2 separate regions of the Mus musculus genome follow, and region 1 is linked to region 2. Evidence: chromatin contacts called from ENCODE POLR2A ChIA-PET data. All regions are on one chromosome and are shown on one strand. The core of a region is the stretch at or near the end of the contact, and the rest is flanking DNA. Distances in the headings are between cores, read along the strand shown.

The links. ChIA-PET counts read pairs that join two places held with the same protein, here RNA polymerase II (POLR2A).
Region 1: POLR2A ChIA-PET joins it to region 2 with 10 read pairs in embryonic stem cell. The contact joins the promoter of Pex16 here to the enhancer-like site in region 2. POLR2A ChIA-PET finds 5 or more read pairs at or near these places in 3 of 5 experiments (Patski and embryonic stem cell).

What each region holds. Positions count from the first base shown.
Region 1 is chr2:92,373,960-92,380,217 of GRCm38, forward strand. It overlaps Pex16 (peroxisomal biogenesis factor 16), which reads left to right and starts at 1,280. Exons shown (of 11, transcript NM_145122.2): 1 at 1,280-1,716; 2 at 1,912-1,947; 3 at 2,668-2,744; 4 at 3,471-3,604; 5 at 3,732-3,832; 6 at 4,634-4,714; 7 at 4,837-4,989; 8 at 5,075-5,147; 9 at 5,257-5,376. The coding sequence starts at 1,605.
Region 2 is chr2:92,053,748-92,060,222 of GRCm38, forward strand. No RefSeq gene overlaps it. Among named protein-coding and RNA genes, the nearest start is that of Gm31473, 29 kb to the left of the region's middle. Within about 2 kb of position 2,189, at least 1 of the 3 ENCODE cell types and tissues checked has a DNase peak (open chromatin) inside an H3K27ac peak, as active enhancers do.

The DNA of each region.
Region 1 (6,258 bases), core at 30-2,529, 320 kb after region 2:
GCCTGGCTCCACATGGATCAAAGAAAGGGAAGGAAGTGGTGGCATGTTGGGACACTTCATTCCCTGTGCCTTAAATTCCTGGTGAGTGTGCTGCTTAAACCGCCTGGTTCTGGCTCAGGCTATTGGTTTTTCGAGACAGGGTTTCTCTGTGTACCTCTGGTTGTCCTGGAACTCACTTTGTAGACCAGGCTGGCCTCGAACTCAGAAATCTGCCTGCCTCTGCTTCCGCCTCCGCCTCCGAAGTGCTGGGATTAAGGTGTGTGCCACCACTGCCCGGTTAAACGAGCATTTCTTAACTCCTGAATCCATCTTTCCAGCTCTCTAATGAGAATTTTTATTAGTGTTTTATTAATTGTACAAAACAATGTGCTTTGTCTCTTGTGCTGGCACATGCCTTTAATCCCGGCACTTGGGAGGCAGACGTAGGCAGATCTCTATGCATTTGAGGCCAGCCAGGGGTTCACAGTGAGATCCTGTCTCAAAACATGCAAACTAAAATAATGAGCTTCATTATGACATTTTCGTACATGCACGTAATATAGTGGATGGGCGTAACGGCATATTCTGTCCTTGTCTAAAGATAATATCTGGTAGGGTATTAAATGTATTACAATTCTTTATATACCATAAATTCGCGGGCGGAGTCCGCAATGGCGCAGATTTGCCAAGCCCCCTCTTCCCACAGCCAATCAACTGCCTCCCAGGAACGGTTCCCTCCCTCCACTTCTGCAGCACCTTGACAGCATTGCAGCTCAGTTCATGAATGGAGCCATAGGAGTTTCCACCAACTCTTGGAGGCCAGCTTAGAACCTGGAAGTGCATCCAAGGGCCGGAAAACGCTGGGATTCATTCCGAGTTCAAGGTCCAAGTCGGGCCCAAATAATTTTGTAGATGAGGAAACCCGAGGTGCAGATCGGGGAAGCTAATGCGCAGGGTCGTCCCTAAACGGAGAGCAGAGGGATAGGCCAGGGTATTCTCCAAGGAGGGAGTCATCGGGTACGGGTTTTGGGGGTCCATGTGTTCTGAAGAAACTGGAGCCGAAGCCACTGTTCTAAATCTGCTGGTTAGGCTTGCCCCAGCAAAAACCCGGCACTGGCTTTTGTGAAAAACTCGAGACTGGCGGCTGCTGAGACCTATTTACGACAATTTCAAGGTTCCCTGTGCCTTAAATCCCAAACTCTTTGCTTCCCGACCCTCCCGTTCGAGCTCTCGGCGATCTTCTGAGAAAGTCTGAGGCTCCTTAGTACCTTCTCTAGTATGAACTGTTCAGCCTGCCCGCAAGTTGTAACTACGCAGGCGCCAAGACAGCCAACCAAGGAGGCTGCAGATCGGGTGCCAGAAGCTCTAGAGAGCTTCAGGGCGGAGAGAGAAGGAGCCAATGGCTGGAAGGAGGGAGGGTGGGAGCTCCCGGTCTCGGGGAGGAGGCGCTAGAGATGGGGTGAAGGGGCGTTCAGGGGCTCCGCGGGTCTAAGTCCTCCTGGGCTGCGGAAGTTGAGCAACCGGGAGGCGGGCTTAGGGCCGGAAGCAGGAAGGAGGGCTCAGGACGCAGGGCGCCGCTGCCAGCCTTGCTGTCGGCCGGTGGGACTGTCAGTGGCCAGAGCAGGATGGAGAAGCTACGGCTCCTGAGCCTCCGCTACCAGGAGTATGTGACTCGTCATCCAGCCGCCACGGCCCAGTTGGAGACGGCTGTGCGGGGCCTCAGTTACCTGCTGGCAGGTGCCACACTGACCTTTGACCCATTTCTTGGGGACTCTGACCCAGGAACCCTATGGCTCTTTGCCTGCTGACCCAGGGTAGTGGTCGCGGTGCTTCAGTTCTGTCTGGGTTCCTGTGGCGTAGAGGAAACTAGAGAACCCAAAGCCGCAGGGTAAAACAGACGCTCACCAACGCCTTCTATACCTTCTTCCCTAGGTCGCTTCTCCGATTCACACGAGCTGTCTGAACTGGGTAAGTTGGACTCTGGGCTGGGGAGGGAGAAGGCTTCCAGCGGAACCTTGATTGAAGGTCCTGAGCTTCCCTCTAGATCAGCTGTCCATCGCCCAAGACAGTTGGTGTCCCCAGAGTTGGGCGACCTGTGAGGGCTCTGACTGGCTTCTCACTCCTGGTTTTGCTTAGGATTAAGCAACTTTCCTGACCTTGCTAGTTCATCAGACCTATGAGTATGAGAAGGGCACTGTTGTTCTGTCTAGCTGAAGGAATACAAGTTCAGAAAAGTCCTTGATGTCAGGACCAGTGTTCAAGTGCCCCCACCTCCCTGCTGTAAGGGCTCTGTTTGCTTAGTGGGGGTAGTGAAGATCATGAAAGGATGAGGGGGATTTTGAAAGGTAGGTGTGATGTAGTCCTTCAGGGGGGACCATCTGAAGAGAGCAAAGATGAGTTGGTGGGACCACACATTTGGCTGTTTGGAACATGACAGGCAGTTTTGAGCAGCTCAGTAACCAGTGCTGTCCAGCAGAGCAAGGGCTGGCTTGTCACTCCAATCAGCTCATTTCTTACTGGCTCAGATGTCATCATGGAGAGAATGGGGCTCTGAGGTAGTGGGCGGAGAGGCTTGTTGGTTTCCACACAGTCTGTGGGTAGCTGTGATCGGTAGGGCTCTGGGGTAAGGGTGAGAGGGGTGAAGGCCACAGCAGGGCCGGCCTCTCAAGACCACAATCTGCTTCTCAGTGTACTCTGCCTCGAACCTGCTGGTGCTGCTCAATGACGGGATCCTGAGGAAGGAGCTTCGAAAAAAGTTGCCTGTGGTGAGAACTTTGCCAGGAGCTGGGGGTGGGAAGCTCAGGGACTTGGGAGGAAAACAGTAATGACCAGCACGTGTGGTACATGTCGTTGTCTCAGAGAGTGAGGCATGCCCACATGAGCCGCAGATCAATTGTTGGTAGTCTCATGCATGAAGTTTCTTTTCTTTTCTTTTAAAAAACAAAATAAAACAAACAAACAAACAAAAAACAAGGCTGGGCAATGGTGGTGCACGCCTTTAATCCCAGCACTTGGGAGGCAGAGGCAGGCGGATTTTCGAGTTCAAGGCCACCCTGTTCTACAGAGTGAGTTCCAGGGCAGTCAGGGCTACGCACAGAAACCCTGTCTCCAAAAAACAAACTAAATCCTACAGATGTCTTTTTTTTTTTTTAAGGTTTATTTATTTTGCATATATGAGTACACTTTAGCTGTCTTCAGACACACACCAGAAGGGGGCATCCGATTCCATTACAGCTGGTTGTGAGCTACCATATGGTTGCTGGGAATTGAACTCAGGACCTGTAGAAGAGCGTCTCTCCAGCCCTCATGCATGAAGTCTTAGAGAGCTAGAAAGGCCTGTCCCAGGCCAGCCAGCCTGGTAGCAATGGATTTGGTATTGAACTGAGGTGTTAGGCTTAGAAAGGAGGAGGCCCCCACCTGCTGGAGCAGCCTGCTTTTTCTAAGACAGCACTTGGGGTAGAGAAGCTCCCTGACCTCTGGGCTTCTTGCAGTCGCTGTCCCAGCAGAAGTTGCTGACATGGCTGAGTGTACTGGAGTGTGTGGAGGTGTTCATGGAGATGGGGGCTGCCAAGGTGTGGGGCGAAGTAGGCCGTTGGCTCGTCATTGCTCTCATCCAGTTGGCCAAGTAGGTTGGGTTGTGGAGGGCAGGACTGAGGTGGGGTGACCCAGTCCAGCAATGAGGTGCTCAGCAGAGCAGCCTTGCTACCTGCTTTCTAACCGCTTTCCCCTAACTGCCATAATCCCCACCCCAGGGCCGTCCTGCGCATGCTCCTGTTGATCTGGTTCAAGGCTGGCATTCAGACATCACCCCCCATTGTTCCACTGGACAGGGAAACTCAGGCACAGCCCTTGGGTAAGCTGCTTCTCTCCCAGGAGTGGAGTGGGGTGTGGGACTGCTCTGAGGCTCTGCAGCACATTTCCTGTCAGCTCAGTACTCCCATTTATTTATTCTATAAGAAAGAAGAAGGCAAGGTTTGGAGAAAATGAGAACTTAAACTTGGGAGTTTATTTGTTTGAGCTCCTGCCGGTCAAACCCAGTGTCTTGTACATGCGAGTCGAGTGCTCTACCACTGAGCTTCACTCCCATCCCTGAACTTGGGACGTGTGCAAGAGTCCTTCTTTTCTGTTGTAGGCTACAGGAACTAGGGATAGCGCACCAGCACAAGGTAGGTGTCCTGCCAAAATTGTCTTGGGCCTGGTTCTGTATCATGAACCGTATCCTCAAGAGGCAGGGCACCTGGCTGCTCTGGGCCCCTCCGTCAGCCTCCAGTCTTCCCCCTTATTTTGAAAGGGGACAGTGATGTGAACTTGACCACAAGAGATCGAGAGAATGCAGCCTCACAGTCCTATAGCCCCGACAGATGTTGATGGGGTGGGCCCTCCTATCCTTCCTTTAGTATCTTTAGGCTCTTGGTTGACTGACTGTGCGTGAGGATGGCCTCTTCCTGGGCCAGGGTAGGTGCCAGAGTGCTTCCCTCTATGGAAAGATTTTTGCCAAACCACGGTCTCTGGGTGTGATTCCCTTAGTTCAGCTGCTGCCTGAGGCCAGGCTCTTGTGCTCTGTAGATCCTCAAGCATTCACTGTACACATGTTCTCTGCAGGCTCTGCTAGGAATGTGTCCCTCTTACATTATGTCCTGTTTATGCCTGCTAGATGGTGACCACAATCCGGGCAGCCAGGAGCCATCATATGTGGGGAAACGGTCACACAGAGTGGTGCGAACCCTCCAGAACAGTAAGTGGAAGATGTAGCTGGACTGGGCACCTAGGTGCTGAGGTCAGTGTGAGCCCGTAGGACTGGCTTCTGTCAGCACCCACTCTGGCTCCTGGCTCACTGACCTTGTCTTTATATTCTAGGCCCATCCCTGCACTCACGGTACTGGGGAGCCCCTCAGCAGCGGGAAATTCGGCAGAAACAGCAGCAGGAGGAACTGAGCACACCCCCAACACCTCTGGGGTTGCAGGAGACCATTGCAGAGTCTTTGTACATCGCCCGGCCCCTGCTGCACTGTATCCTTAGCTGTGCTGGTGGCGGGCTGGGGAGGAGCTGAGCTGGACCCTGCACTGCAGATATCCTTGACATCTTGACCGTCAGTGCTCAGCCTGGGCTTATGGGGTCAGCGATCGTGGACACCCTGGCTACTGTCTGGTGTGGTAGATATGACTAGGTGAGAATGGGTGAGGATATGGAGTTCCATGGGGCTCTCTGCTTGCTGTGTGGCTTTTTCTTTCTCAGAGTCATAGGTCATCCTTGTCCCTATGTCCCTTCCCCTACAGCCTGAGTCTCCTGAGTGACAGGAAGAACTTGACCCGGAGGGAGCGGCTAGAACTGAGGCGTCGCACAATCCTGCTGCTATACTACCTGCTACGCTCACCGTTCTATGACCGCTTCTCTGAGTAAGGATAGCCTTCCTCCCATCACCAGGGTATTCCGTGCTGCATGGAGAGGGCTGGGGTCTGCTGAGTAACTGCTGGCTCTGGTGCTATTTAGCCTCCAGAGCCACATGGCCTGCCCTCAAAGGGGACAGGCCAGTGTGAATTTTCATACTTGGTGTTGAGAGACTGCTGACAGCAGGGTACAAGATCTGCAGGGCACAGTTGGTGCAGACTGCCCCTCTCCAGTTCTTTTCTCCATGGGACATCCACTTCGCAGAGCAGGCGCTATGCTTCAAAGGGGCTGGGCAACTAAGCAGGCCTCCACTAGACTGTTACTGCTGGGCCCACCCAACACTGATCAACTTTGAGGATCAGAGCCCCTGCATTAGCCAGAGAAATCTCTGAAAAAGGCCTGCCAGGGCACTATGACATATGGTGGGGTGTCTGAGCAGGAGCTGGGCTCATGTCCTCGCCTGTAAACAGGGACAGTGTTGGGGCCCGGCTGATAGGTTTTATAGCATGCGGTAACCGAATGTGTTTGCCTGTGCTTGATATATAATGACGTGATGTTAGGTCTTGTCCCCCCGAGGACTGCTGGGGTTCAAGCCGCAGGCCTCAATGCTAAGCACATGAACCACATCTCCAACCCGCCCCAAGTTCTCCTGTGGAAATCCCCTATCTTAAGCCTCTCTCTGAGGCAGAGGGGACCTTCCCAGACCCCGCCTACTCTGAGCATTGGCTGGTGAGGTTTCTGTGTAGTTCTGCTCTTTCACCAGCTTCCTTCCCTCCGGAAACTTCCAGGGTACAGACCTTGCTCTGAGTGGCCCCTAGGAAGCACTGTTGTTGAATACCAATGGTAGGAAGGTAGAAAAGAGAGGAGGGGAGGGGTATGAGTGACGTCTG
Region 2 (6,475 bases), core at 939-3,438:
GGAGAGGAGAGGAGGATTGGAAGATCGCTCACTGGGTAAAGGGCTTGCTGTGTAGACATGGAGATCTGAGTTTGGACCTCTAGCACCTACATACAAACCTGGATGTGGTAGCATGCATTTGTGACACCCCAGAACTAGGGGGTAGAAGCAGGCAGATCCTGGGGGCTTGCCATTCTAGCCAAATGCCAAGCTCCAGGTTCAATGAGAGACTGGGGGGAGGGAGAGAGAGAGAGAGAGAGAGAGAGAGAGAGAGAGAGAGAGAGAGAACAATTGAGCTACTGAGGCAGACACCTGATGTCAATATGTGTGCATATTACACACACACACACACGCACACACACACACACACACACACACACACACACACACAGAGGATTCTTGGAGAAATCATATATTTATGGGTTACTTTGGTTCAGAGAGGAAAATGAAAAAGCAAAGATGGATAGCCATGTCCCAACCCTTGCCAGGTAAAGGGGAGGTGTAGGCAGTAAGGCATGGATTAACTGGAAGCACCTATGGGATTTCCAAGCAGTCAGGGACCAGGGAGAAGGCTGTGTGAGGCGAATTTTGGAAAGAATTGTGGGAACAGTTCTAAAGATAAGTTAAAGGTGTATTTCTGGAGTTTAATTCCAAATGATTTAAACGCCTGGGTGGTCATCCAGCGGCAGCTTATCCTCGTCTGGGACAGACATACATACAGACAACACACACACCAAAAATAAACTAAATTGTGTGAAGGTATGATTGATTAGATAACTAATCTTTTAAAAAGAAAGAAAGAAAATTCTGCTGTGGACGATTCCTCGGTTAAGGCAACAAAAGGCCCAAGCTCTTAACAGCAGAATCAGTACAGAACCTTGGTTGGGCTAACCCCCTCCGTCCTATGCCACTATTCCCTTGACAATAGATTTTTGGAGGTCTTCATCCAGACCCTGACATTTGTGCCTGTTTTAAAAAGAGGGGTGGGATTGGGAGAAATCTTTGGGTCCTTCTTGCATTGGGCTTTTGAAAGGAGGTTTTAGAATCATCAGGCTAGTGGACTTCGTCTCTAGTTTTGTGATCTCAAGCAAATTGCTTAACTTCTCTGGGCTTCCCAGAGAACATCCACTTCCTTGGGCATCAGGAGACCGTAGAAGGTGTACAATGCTTCGAGTAGTTCTGCTAACATTGACAAACCTTAGCACAATGGCTATTATTACCTCCAGACACCCCCAATGCGGTAGATAAGACAACTTTAGCTAACAACAACAAACATTTTTATTTGAATAGTTCTGAGCTTATTTTCAGGCTATGGTTTCTCTAATGTTATCTCTTGAGGCAAGGGTACATAAAAAGAGAATCGATTTAAAGTTAATTTAGAGAAACAGTTAATAAAATAGAAGTCAGTTACAATCTATAATACCGGAGGAATGTGTATATGGAAGACAATCGTCTTCATCTGGATCGTCAGACATCTGAAAGGCAGAACATATTGATGTGACATGTTCCCTCCTGCAAAGAAAATGTTCAGGGCAGGATAGGTGGGACAGCAGCAGAAATCCGGAGGCTCGGGAAGGGAGGTCGACTCAAAAGCCAGCTAGCTCTTTAACTTCTCTCTCCAGGCTCCTTTGGGGTGATTTTTTTTGGATCACTGGGTCAGTCAGCCAATGCCTGCGAAGAACTCTAATTCGGCTCAGATCGCAAGCGCGATCTGCCAAAAGGTCTTCGCGCCTCCGGCCCCGCCTCCATCCCCGCCCCGCACATCTGGTGAAAAGATTCCCGCCGCGGGGCGGGGCAGGACACAGCCGGCGCATGCGCGTCAGCGGCCCGAGTGCCGCACCACAGGCCTCCACTCCCAGAACCGCGTTGCAAACTGTTGCATCAGACAGCAAGCAGCGGGCCGCGCCGCCAAGGTTTCTAGGAAGATAGCGCAGTTTTGAGCTCCTTCTTGGTGGTTTAGGCGCATTGGTTGCCCCTCCCTATGTCTACCCGCCTGCAACACAAGCTCCTAAAATCTCAAGCTTGTGAGCCAGATAGCTCTGTTGCTCCTGTCCCCATGCACCGCTGGCCACAGACTGATCTGTATTCGACTTACTTTCTTAACCGCAAGGACCCTGAAGGAAAGAGCTGGGTTTGATTTCTCTTTCCGAGTACAAGAATGCCCCTGAGGAATTTCACACTCTGTGAAAGTGCAAAACTCATTTCCCCAGACTAAGCGTTGCAGACGTTTCCCCAATGGGCTTGGCGAGCTCCCAGCAGGAATGCACCGGGAGAGTTTCCAGCTCTGTACCCCGAGCAGCTGAACATGCAGAAGACCCTGAGCTAGGGAGGAGGCCCTCTGGATGGAAACATCTCTGTAGGACGATATATCGGTCTTAGGGCATACCGCAGTGTGCTGGAGATTTGGGCCTCAAACAGAATGCAGGACCGCACATTCACACCTAGGCGGCGCCCATATATAGTGTCCTTGACTCGACTGGCTATAGCATGTGTGAGCTGCAGAAAAATTTGTTTTTCGCTTCTCCCTCACTCTTCCAGGTCTAGTTCCGCTGCCTTCCTCAAAGGGAAGGAAATGGTGTTCATCTAGAAGGGTTGGGGCAGTCTCGGGGGTGGAATTTTAAGAACACTCAGAGGTCTGGGGATGTAGTAGCTCAGGAGCATCGCTGGCGCGTGCACATCTCTGGCTGCCAATCCCAGCACAGATTAGGAATCCACCCGTTTTCAGAGACAGTCTCATTCTTACCTTCAATTCTTTTCATTTTTTAAAATAGGTCAAGGCCAAGATCATTCAATGTTAATGGATTTTCCAGAAAAGTGGGGGGGGGGGGACCTGGCATTTTACCTTACATATTCTGTCTTTTTTAGGGTGTGGATGGTGAAAGTCTGTTTTGATTGAACAATCTTGAGAGTTAACAAAAACCCTGTCTTCTTTCTTCCCCTGATTATTGTGACTCACTTAATTCTAAGATGCATATTTTTTAAAAATGAATTTAGGAAGCGTGTCCCAGCAGTCAATGCTGTTTAAAGTAGCATTTTCCTGTCAGCAGCGGAGTACTGTGTCAGTTTGGGATTTTCATTGTAAGTCGTGCTTCATAAATATGGCCCGATCTGTTTCGGTCTGGGTAGCAGTGCTTTTATGAGCCAAAGGAATGGGAGTTAGGAGCCAGCTGGAGAAGAAAGTTATTAATATCATGGAGCGCGGCAGGAAAGTTGAAACCATGCGCCTTGGGCTCACGTTGGGGTCTCTGCTATATCGATAGCTGATGTATGTTTCGGGTTGTCGTCACATGTTTGTGGACTGAATGCTCTGACAGAAGGAAAGGCGTTACCCAGAAGGACAAAGAGGCCCACTATTTTGCAGGAGGCAGCCGAGGACAGCCTGAGTTCTCTTGTGTTGAGTGAAGAGGGCTAATTCTTCTGGCTCAAAGACAGTGCAACAGAGACAGCTATTAGGTGACAAGTCTCCTGAGATCTGTTCACTGGCTTCCCTGTCTGGAAAAGCCACCAGCTGCTAATGCTATAGTCAAGGAGTCCTTCTACTTAACCACGCCTAAGGTTGTGATTATTGACGGTCACACCTGGATTGAATTTCCAAACAAACTTCTGGAAAAGTAAGACGACTGAGAGACAGATCCAGGGGGCAGGGCCCCACCCCACCCCTGAATCTTACACCCAGATGATCAGAGATGCAGGCGTATTCAAAAAGGAAGATTCAACCTCTTCATTGGGGGCACTCCCATTTAGACACAAGACCCAGACCCAGCCCCAGCCCCAGACAACACTCCTGTTACAAGAGCCGTGATCTAAATTCCTCGTGGAAAGTCTGTCTGAATTAGACACCTCATTTTAATTCCCATTTCCTTTTTAAGTCCGGTCCCTCCTTCTTGAGAACCACATTTAAAGCTGCGAGCTGGCCTTCCTTCTGTTTTTGCTATTTGTGTGCCAATTTCAAGGGTGGGGAGAGCCACGTTAATTTAAAAATATAGCACAAATAGCAAAATGAGGCTTAGTTTAAAGTAAAAGCCACAGAAAGAGTTTTCCCCTTCCCTTCCATGCGTTTCAGATTTTCCTAGATCCACCTTTATGTCTTCAGAGCCCAGACATAGGAAGTGACTGAGCCTCACTGGATATTCTTCCAAGCCTGAGCAAAAAGCCTCCAGCTCATGCTCTCAGGCCACCTTTATATTTTATTTTTCTGTTTTAGAGATTTGAGTTCGGGGTGGGGGGGGGGAGCTCAGAAAGCTGGCCAAGTCCCCGATTCCATGGTAGGGTTCTAAGCACCGGTAGATTTGGGATTATAACCAATATCTTCCAATCAGTTGTGTCTGCTTGTGCATTCTGGGTATTGGGAATGTAACTGTTAATTAAGGGAGTTCCTAGATTAAATCCAGGTGTCATTATTTACTAGTTTTTTGACTTTACATCAAACAGGAATCATGATCCCCACGGTACAGGCCATACTGTATCAAGGTCTAAAAAGGGCCTGGTGCGACCAATAGGCGGCGGCTGTTATGAAAATAGACCCTCTCGTCTGTGGGCTCTCTCTTTAGTCATCATCTGCCATTTTGGAAAAGGAAAGAATATTTGTAATCTACTTCAAGTGGAGGGTCTACCTCCATTTTAAATCACCCTCGGGCTCACTAGAAGGGAAGACCTGACCAGACCGAGCTGAATTTGCAAACACCTAGGCCTTTTAACCGAGTGGAATCTCTGCCGTTGCCCCCTTATACAAAACAAGATCGAAGCGGCTGGGACTTGGGAAGCCTTGAACGAATGTCAATCGGTCTAAAGAAGCCGGTCTAAATGCGGCGTGGGCTCAGTCACCTGGAGAAGGAAAGCCACTGCAGGCGGCTGTAGGCAGAGGGGACGGAAACTCCATGCGCGAGCGGCAGCGCCCTCTGCTGGTTATATGGTGCAAATCCGGAGCCTAGACCCGCCGCTGGTCAAATGGGACTCGGGATTCCTTCCGCTGCCTCCGCCCCCGCTCCGTCCCTTCTCGGGATCGCCGAGCCTAGTCTGGGTCTGGATTCCAGGAGAGGCGTCCCCATCCTACGCTTGAAGGCAGAGCAAGGACGCTGCTCCAAAACACCCGGTTCATCAGCTGAGCGGAAGCTGCAGGAATCTACCCAAATCCACCAGCGGCTGCTTTTGCCTCCCAGAAGCCGGGGCTATCCGAGGTGGTTTGGAAATGGCATCGCCTATGGCCAAGATCGAGGGTTCTGCGGACAGAGAGGAGCCCTGGGTTCGCTTTCTGCCTCATCCAGCTAGGTGACCTTGGGCAAGGTACTTAAATTTCCATGTGCCTTGTTTTCCTCATCTTTAAGATGGAGAGAATGCTCCCGACCTTGACGGATTGGCTCGAGGATTACACTAGAACAGGCAGCCTAGGTTGGGATTCTGGCATTGACATCAGCTAGTTGTGTGCCCTGGGGCAGGTTACTTAACCTCTCTGCCCTAGTTTCCTGAAAAATAGGGAGCATAACGGTACTTACCTCCGAGGGTTGTTGCCTGCAAAGCGCTTAACACTGCGATGGAAGAGTAAGCGCTTAATAAACTGTGGCTATTATGACTGTTGTCATTATTGTCCTTAAGAGCACTGAGCACAGGAGCAGAGGTCTATCGGGCTGGTTATTATTATTATGTTTCTCGAGTATGGTTATTTCTTTCCCGGAATTGTTAAAATTATTATTATTATTATTCACAAACTCGAGTCCTTATCAGTAGCTGAAGGACAAACAGTCTTCCCGAATTAGAATCCCGGGAGGAGGGCCAAGGACGCGGCGGCGGGCTGCAAGGACCGGGACCTGCGGGGAGGAAACCCGCGCCCGGGTTAGCGCGCGTCAGAGCCTCGGTGACGTCTCTAGGCCCTCGGGCTAGGGAGGCGCGGCCTGCGCACGCCAGGCGTCTGCAGTGGCCCGGGACGGCCGGGTGGTACTCCAGCTACGTGGATGCCCGGCTGGGAAAAGCCTCCCTGGGTCAGACCCTGCGCCTGCCGCTGCGGGGTGCACCCGAGGCTCCGACCGCAGCCTGGCCGGGAGGACGGAGGTGCCAACCCCTGCTCCGGTGTCCGGGCTCCGCCCAGCCTGGCGCACCGCTACCCGCGCGGAGGCTGCTCTGCATCAACATAATGCTCCCCATCCCTGCATCCTCCCGGAACCCATTCCTCATCATCCCTCAGGGCCTCAGCTCAGATTCTCCTCCCTTGGTGCTCGCTCTGACAGACTCCTCCTCTGTCTCTGGCGCCTCCCACTCGCCCGCAGCGCCCGGAGCACGCCCCGCAAGTCCACTTGGTTTGCTACGCACGCATCTCCAACTCGCTGCATCTTGTCCCCGTTACTCTCCGTCGCAGTGAAGGTGACACCACCCACCCGATCACTCGCGATGCGTCCTGGATGCTTCTACCTGCAGTGGTTACTACAGTCTACGCTACTCCCTCTGTGACCTTGTGAATTACCCTCACTCCGTTGGGTATTAACATCTTCCTCTCCAAGGTCTC